3 separate regions of the Homo sapiens genome follow, and all the other regions are linked to region 3. Evidence: read pairs that join two places in POLR2A ChIA-PET (ENCODE). Cell type or tissue: PC-9. All regions are shown on one strand.

Region 1 (2,500 bases), 670 kb after region 3:
ATTTCTCTTTCTTCTACAGACACTTCCCACACCATGGGGTTTGCTGAGTCTCAAGACCCAAGCGGCAGGGCAGCTTGAATAACTGAGACCTGCTACAGGTATTTTTCTTGCTTTGGGTCCTACACAAGACTGTAAACCTGGATGGGCGTGGTGGCTCATGCCTGTAATCCCAGCACTTTGGGAAGTCAAGGTAGGGGGATCTCTTGAGGTCAGGAGTTCAAAACCAGGCTGGCCAACATAGTGAAACCCCATCTGTACTAAAAATACAAAAATTAGCCAGGCATGGTGGCACACACCTGTAATCCCAGCTACTCGAGAGGCTGAGGCACAAGAATTGCTTGAACCTGGGAGACAGAAGTTGCAGTGAGCTGAGATCATGCCACTGCACTGCACTCCAGCCTGGGTGACGGAGTTAGAGAAACTCTGTCTAAAAAAAACAAAACAAAAACAACAAAACTGTAAACCTTATAGATTCCTTGGTGAATGGACTGGAGCTACAAGTTCAAATGTAGAATATGTTGCCTCCAAAATCCAAACAGGCCTACCAAGCATTGTGCCTCTTTATTCATAGTGGACAATGTATGGTGAAGCAAACTGTCTGTCATTTTAAAGCTACTGTCAACATGCCGCAGGCCTTGGACCCCTAGAAACTTCCCTATGTGTCAGGTCCCTGAATTTTCACAGGGTTTATTGGCCAGCTTTTGAAACGCATGTGTTCCACTAGAGTATGTGGGATGCTTGATACTTCTTTCTCACCAGGTCCAATTAGCATAATGTCATCAATGTAATGGAATAGCATAATGTTCTGTGGGTTATCAAGGTAATCAAGGCCCCTTCTGGCTATAATATACCAAAGTAAAGAAGGTTGACACAGTCCTGAGGAAAAACAGTGAAGGAATACAGCTGTCATGCCACACAAAGGCAGTTTGCTTTTGAATGGAAAAGAAAACACTTTCCAGATGCCAGAGGCTATATTGATTTGCTCTGTTAAAGATACCACATCCAGGTTGCAGCTCTAATTGGATTCCCTACCTGATTACATTTACAATAATCCATAGTCATGTTCCAGGATCCATCAAGATTCTGCATCTGCCAAAAGGACAAATTAAATAGGATTGTGGAAGGAATAACTACCTTGCATCTTTCAAGCACTGGTGGTGGTATTAAGCATCGCAATTTTCTGAGGTTTTTTTTTTTTTTTTTTTTTTTGAGACGGAGTTTCATTCTTGTTGCCCAGGCTGGAGTGCAATGGCACGATCTCGGCTCACTGCAACCTCTGCCTCCCAGGATTAAGTGATTCTCCTGCCTCAGCCTCCCTAGTAGCTGGGATTACAGGGACCACCACCACGCCCAGCTAATTTTTGTATTTTCAGTAGAGACGGGGTTTTGCAATGTTGGCCAGGTTGGTCTCAAACTCCTGACCTCAGGTGATCCGCCCACCTCAGCCTCCCGAAGTGCTGGGATTACAGGCATAAGCCACCACACCCAGCCTGGGATGGTTTTTTGTCTGCCTTAATAGCTAGAATACACAGGCCTGGTCGACTACAAGGTGACAGAAGCATTGCCCCTGACCACCATTTCTCTCAATGACCCACTTGTGGAATTCATGTTTCCTGTAGCCTTAGGCCCTGAGAAGACCTATTCATATGTGCTTCCACCTGGGAACTGGAAACTGTGGTCATGTTTGGCCACTTTGGGCTCCTCATGCCAGAGGATCAGCAGACAAAGAATGGCATTTCTGTACTGGCAGGGGTAGTTGACCCTGAGTCACATGAATAGCAAGAGTTGCCATTTCATAATGGAGAATGAAAGAGCTCCCAGCCTGGGAAACATAGGGGGACCCCTGTCTCTAAAAAATTTTTTAAAAATTAGCCAGGCATGCTGGTGCGTGCCTGTAGTCCTGGCTACTCAGCAGGCTGAGGTCAGAGGATCATTTGACCCTATGAATTTGAGGTCACAGTGAACTATGATCATATCACTGCACTCCAGCCTGGGTAATAGAGTGAGACCCCATCTAAGAAAGATATAGAGATAGAGGAAGGAAGGAAGGAAGGAAGAAGGAAGGAAGGAAGATAGGAAGGAAGGAAGGAAGGAAGGAAGGAAGGAAGGAAGGAAGGAAGGGAAAAAGAAAGAAAGAAAGAAAGAGAAAGAAAAAGGAAGGAAGGAAAGAGGGAGGGAGGGAAGGAGGGAGAGAGAGAGAGGGAAGGAAGGAAAGAAAGAAAGTGAGGGAGAGGGAGGAAGGAGGGAAAGAAAGGAAGGAGAAAGAAAGAAGGAAAGAAGGGAGGGAGGGATGGAGGAAGAGAGAGAGAGGGAAGGAAATAAAGGAAGGAAGGAAGATGGGAAGAAGGGAAAGAAAGAGAAAGAAAGAAAGAAGGGAAGGAAGGGAAAGAAAAGAAGGAAGGAAAGAAGGGAGAGGGAAGGAAGGGAGGGAGGGAGGGAAGGAAGAGAAGAAAGTGAGAGTGGGGAAGGAAGAGAAGGAAGGAAGGAAGGAAAGAAAAAG
Region 2 (2,500 bases), 220 kb after region 3:
TGAACAGCTCCTAACCACACCCCACTCCATGCTCATGTCCTTTCCCTGGTCTGCTTCATCTCCTCTCACCTAGACTCATCATGGCACTGACAGAGGAAGATGAGTGGTGACAAGCCAAGAACTCAGGCCAGGCTGCCCAGGGTCAAACCCCAGCTCTACCACTGGGGAACCTTGGGCAAGTGACTGCCCCTCTATGCCCCAGATTCATCTGTTAAAGGAGACAGAATAAACCTACCTCAGAGGGTTGTTGGGGGACAAATCAGGTATAATTGTCATGAGTGCTTTATGTCTAGCACAAAATAAGTAAATGTAAGTGTTTAATAAAAACATTTTTCCAGTCTTAACTTCTATACTAGCTATTAGAATAATCTTTTTAAGATGCAAATTAACCATGTACTCTTCAGTTTCAAATTCTTCCAAGGTTCCTTTTTTTTTCTCCTAAACCTTTCAATTACAGCCACCAAGGTTTCCTCAATGCCTTTAGGATCAAGTCTTAATAGTCGGTCTCCAATGGGCCTTCCTGGCCTCACATCTCAGCTTAGTCAGGCTCTTTCACAGCCTCTGTTCACACTGCTCTTCTCGTCAACCTGGCACACACACCTATGGATGCTTTCAAGACTCAGCAGGAGCGATAGCTTCCACGAAGCCTTTCTTGACCACTTGCTTTTTATTCCAACTGTGCCCTAAATAGATATCTGGTATAATACCCGTTTTTCGTTATTCTTCTCTAAGAATAAATTTAGATCACATCTTATTTATCTCACTAGGATACAGCCTGATAAACAGCAGGCACTCCATAAACAGACATAGGGAGGAAGGCTGCCTCCTGACCTGGTGATACTGAGTGGGGTCCCCTCCTCGCAGCTCAGATCCAGGCTGTCAATACTCAAGTCCAGCTGGGGCTTAGCCTGGGGCTCACGGCTCTTTAAAGCATCAGTTGCCACCTGGAATTTGCCCAGGTCTCGAAGCTGCTGGTCTGCATGGGCAACCTGAGAAGGAGAGGGCCAGGGGGAGAGTGAAGAAAAGCCTAAGGCAGCAGTGGCCTAGGAGGAGAGGGCACAGGGGTCCAGTGGAATAGGAGTGAGGTGAGTCTGCCAGCCAAATTCTTACCTGTGCCTCCAGGCTGCGCACCTGGGCAGTAAGGTGGCGGCAGGTCTGTTCAGCCTCCTTGGTCTTCAGCCCAGCCTGCTGTAGCTCATGGCCCAGCCGTTCAGCTTCAGCTCGCAGCTCTTTGTTTTCCTTCTGCAGCTGCTCCAGGCTCCGCAGCTGCTCCTGCAGCTCTTGGTTCTGCTGCTTCTTGGCATCATAATGTGTTTTGGCTTTCTCCATCTGTGGGCAGAGAGGGTGGGTGGGTGGGGTAGAGGTTGAAGGGCAGGAGGAAGGTGGCATGGGCTGGGGCTGGGCTCCTTACCTGCAGCTTATAGTGCTCAGCTGCCTGCTCCTTCTGGCTCAACTGGGCTTGCAGTTCATTCAGCTGGGCCTGGAGGCGCTGGGCCTCCTGCTGGCTCTCGCCTCCCTGAGCCTGGACAGCCTGAGAAGAAAGGCCACTCAGGAAAGCTGGTCTGGCCGCTCTACCCAAGTCCGCTTATCTGCACCAGCCACTGGGGCTCCACAGGTGCTTCAGACTCCTGCACTTTCTTAGGAAGCGGAAGAAAACCACACCACCCCAAATACTCTCTGCCCGACTACAGTCTACTAAACCTGAAGCCCACATGCCCTTCAGTCCACATCCGTAGTGGCCTTTCCCTGACCAGCTCCTGCCCTATCTTTGCCTTCTTTGAGACCAGACACAAAGTGTCACACCCTCTTTGCATGCACAATCTCCCGTAGGAGGAAGGGAACCAATCCTCAGGGAACACCCAGGTGCAGAGCCTTACTCTAAGGCACTTGGCATGTGAGCTCTCTTAGGACAGGGGAACTTGTTTCTCCTCAAAGCCACTCTGAGAAGTCACTTCACCCTCTTTTCAGAGGAGGAAACTGAGTTCAGAGATTTAAGCAAATTGACCAGAGTAACAGTGACTAAATGGCAGAGTAAGATTTGGTCCACCTAACTCCAAAAGCCCATGGGGGCTTATTTATGATGCCCACACTGCCTCCTGTCCAGACCATAACTCCTTAAGAGCAGGGCCTGATTCTCTGTCCATCTGCAAGGCCAACAAGTGCTTTGCTGTAGATAGAAGCATCCCCCCTTTGCCTCTCCTAACATAGGACAGGCCCCACAAGGAGTAGAATAAACATTTGTTTATTGCAATCAAGACATGCTGTGGCACCATGGTATGAAGGTGAGCAGGAGAAATGAAGCTCTGAGCTCCCAACAACTCCTAGGAGCCACCAGGGCTTTAGTGAGTCCCAATGCCACTGGTGCCCAATTCCTTTGCCCCTGACTGAAGGCTGTGAAGCCTAGAACTGCAAAAAGCAAGTATTAAACCAAAGAAGGTGACACAGTTGAAAGCATTAAGAATGTTATTAAACTGCACTGTAATATTCAACACTGGTGACA
Region 3 (2,500 bases):
AACGTTTTAGACTTTGAACACAGTTCAGATTTCAGGGGCAGTACTGAAATCTGAACTGTGTTGCTAACTGCCCTGCCTTTCAACTCAAGACACAATAACTTTGAACTAAAATAATTATATTTTTGTTGTTTTCCACTCTGACCCCACGTCTATATCACCACCACCCCCAATCCCGCCCCCCAGGAGCTAACTCCTCCTTCCTGTCCCTGCAAGATCAAAACTCCTCCTGGAAGCCCCGCTAGCTCTGTCTGCTCGCCTTCGTGGCAGATATCACTATTGTACTTTTATACTCATTTGTGTGATAAGTACTTCAATGTCCACTTCTTCCACGAGCCCCTGAGCCCCTGGAGGGCCTGGACCACACCTAGTTTTTCTCACTGTTACATATCCCTTGCCAGACACATGGTAGACGCTTAATAAGTATTTGGTGAACGAATGGCTTGTTTGGTGACAGTCCAAAGGCTAGGGGACAGAGGGAAAGCTCCCTCCTATCGGGCCCCAGACGGGTGGCGCTGATGGAGAGGAGGCTAGGATAAGGCCTCCAGGACCGAAGCGCGCACCCATAAGGCCCCTGCCAAAAAGACCTTCCTGAAGGCGGAGGAACTGTGAGAGTGCCTACGTTGGCCCAAGGCCTGACCCGACGATCCCGGGGACCCTAGCCCTAACGGCCCCGCCTCCTGGGCCCCAAACCCGGACTCGGCCCCGCCCGAAGCTCCGGATCCTGGGGCCCGACCATGGCCCCGAGTCGGCAGACCGTGGACTCGCTCCTGGGCCTGCCTCAAACCCTCCGCAGGTAACGCCTCCCGAACTTGAGCCACACTCCAATCCCCTCCTCAAACCCCTCCCCGTTTCTCACACCTTGGACCCCTCGCTCCGTCTCGGCCCAGCCCCAAGCCCAGCTCCCTCTCCGCCCCTGAGCCCAGCCCCGACCCGCCTCCCAGTCTCTTGGTCCCTCCCGACACCGGCCCCTCCCTAAGCTCCGCCTCCCAGGGCCCGCCTCCTGAGCGCAGCCCGCAGCCCGGACTCGGCCCCGCCTCCCGGACCCTGGGCCCCTCCCCACGTCGGCCCGTCCTAAGCTCCGCCTCCCAGAGTCCGAGCAGCGCCTGGCCACGTGCTACGACATAGCCAACGCCCCGCCCTGGCCCCGCCTCCTGAGCGCTTCTCCTGGTCTGGTCTTAGCCCCGCCCCAAGACCTGTCTCCTGGACTCTGCTCCGAGTCTCGCCTCCTGAACCCAATCATTGTTTATCCCCACCCTAACGCCCGCCTCCGGGAATCTTATCCTGCCCCCATGCAAGGCCCCGCCTCCAGGACGCCTCCAACCTGGACGCTTCCGAAGCCCCACTTCCAGGATCGCCCTGTCCTGGCCCCGCCCCAGGACCCACCAACCTGAACTCTCCCGAGGACCTGCCCCAACGACACTTATCCTGGCCCTACCCCAGGCCTCGCCCTCATAATGCTCATCCTAGCCCCACCCCAAGCCCCGGCCTCATAACTCTCATCCTGGCCCCGCCCTAGAGCCACCCCCACGACTCTACCTCCAGGCCCCGCCCCCTCTCTGCCCCGGTGCACTGCCCTGGGCCCGCCCCCTCTTCAGTCCAGGCCCGGCTTCCGCCCGGTCTCCCGGCAAGGCTGAGGCCCCGCCCCCGTCATGGCGCCCGAGGAGAACGCGGGGAGCGAACTCTTGCTGCAGAGTTTCAAGCGCCGCTTCCTGGCAGCGCGCGCCCTGCGCTCCTTCCGCTGGCAGGTGGGCGGCGGGGCTAGCGGAGAGGTCCGCGGGGCTCGCGGGAGTCCAGGGGCAGACGGGATGGGTCTCCGTGCTGAAGCCCCCGGCGCTCCCGCCACGTGAGTGCCTGGGCTCTCGCCGGTCAGGTCCGCGCGACCCGGTCCCCGTCCCTGGGGCCTGGCCAGAGTCGCTCGCACCCTTCTTGCCCCGCGGGCTGGCGGCGTAAGCTGGGGGCCTCTCCACCGTCTTGGGAGGCACACGCGCACTCGTTGTGGGGTACAGTTCACGATCATTTTCACGACTTTTTAAAGACAGTAATCCTTCTGGTCACTGGGACACAGCTGCCCTCGCCCATTCTAAAAAGTCAGCGCCCTCAGGACCGCGGGTAACCACGTCCTACTGAGCGCGGTGACCAGGTCACAGGCTGTCCCTCGTGCCTCAGTGTTCTCATCTGTATGTCGAGCACTGCACAGAATTAGCTCATGCGCTGAGGCTTTCACACCTGTGATGGAAGAGACAGAGAAGGGGGTGGCCTCTCCTCTCCCTGGAGACCTGCCATTCTCAGCACAGGCCCATGGCAGGCAGCAGCCTCCCTTCTGCCAGTAGAGGGGCTTAATGCACCTGGCCCCATTTGTAATTCATGTGCGGTGAGCTCACTGGGATGAGTCAGTTTGGATATATATTCCTCCCTGGGTCTGCCCCATTTTATGGGTGTTGCTTAATCATTTGGGTTATTCCATTGACATAAAATATTTAGCACTCAGAGATCATTTCTG

Evidence for each region. Peaks named below come from ENCODE experiments on the same cell type or tissue, not always from the same donor. Only the 100,000 strongest peaks of a DNase experiment are listed, where the experiment ranks them.
Region 1: POLR2A ChIA-PET joins it to region 3 with 12 read pairs; 3 of 35 experiments call an interaction of 5 or more read pairs at or near these places.
Region 2: POLR2A ChIA-PET joins it to region 3 with 24 read pairs; 3 of 35 experiments call an interaction of 5 or more read pairs at or near these places.

Annotation. Positions count from the first base shown.
Region 1 is chr11:72,455,905-72,458,404 of GRCh38, forward strand. No RefSeq gene overlaps it. Among named protein-coding and RNA genes, the nearest start is that of CLPB, 23 kb to the left of the region's middle. In PC-9, no CTCF peak of the experiment used is centred here; no DNase peak of the experiment used is centred here; H3K27me3 peaks cover 364 bases.
Region 2 is chr11:72,007,857-72,010,356 of GRCh38, forward strand. It overlaps NUMA1 (nuclear mitotic apparatus protein 1), which reads right to left. Exons shown (of 27, transcript NM_006185.4): 18 at 1,412-1,531; 19 at 1,111-1,329; 20 at 832-989. It also overlaps a transcript of IL18BP not described here. Among named protein-coding and RNA genes, the nearest start is that of NUMA1-AS1, 5.2 kb to the right of the region's middle. In PC-9, no CTCF peak of the experiment used is centred here; no DNase peak of the experiment used is centred here.
Region 3 is chr11:71,785,888-71,788,387 of GRCh38, forward strand. It overlaps the pseudogene FAM86C1P. Among named protein-coding and RNA genes, the nearest start is that of DEFB108B, 46 kb to the right of the region's middle. RefSeq lists a silencer at 905-1,214. In PC-9, no CTCF peak of the experiment used is centred here; DNase peaks (open chromatin) are centred at 894, 1,284 and 2,374; H3K4me3 peaks cover 2,033 bases; H3K27ac peaks cover 1,407 bases.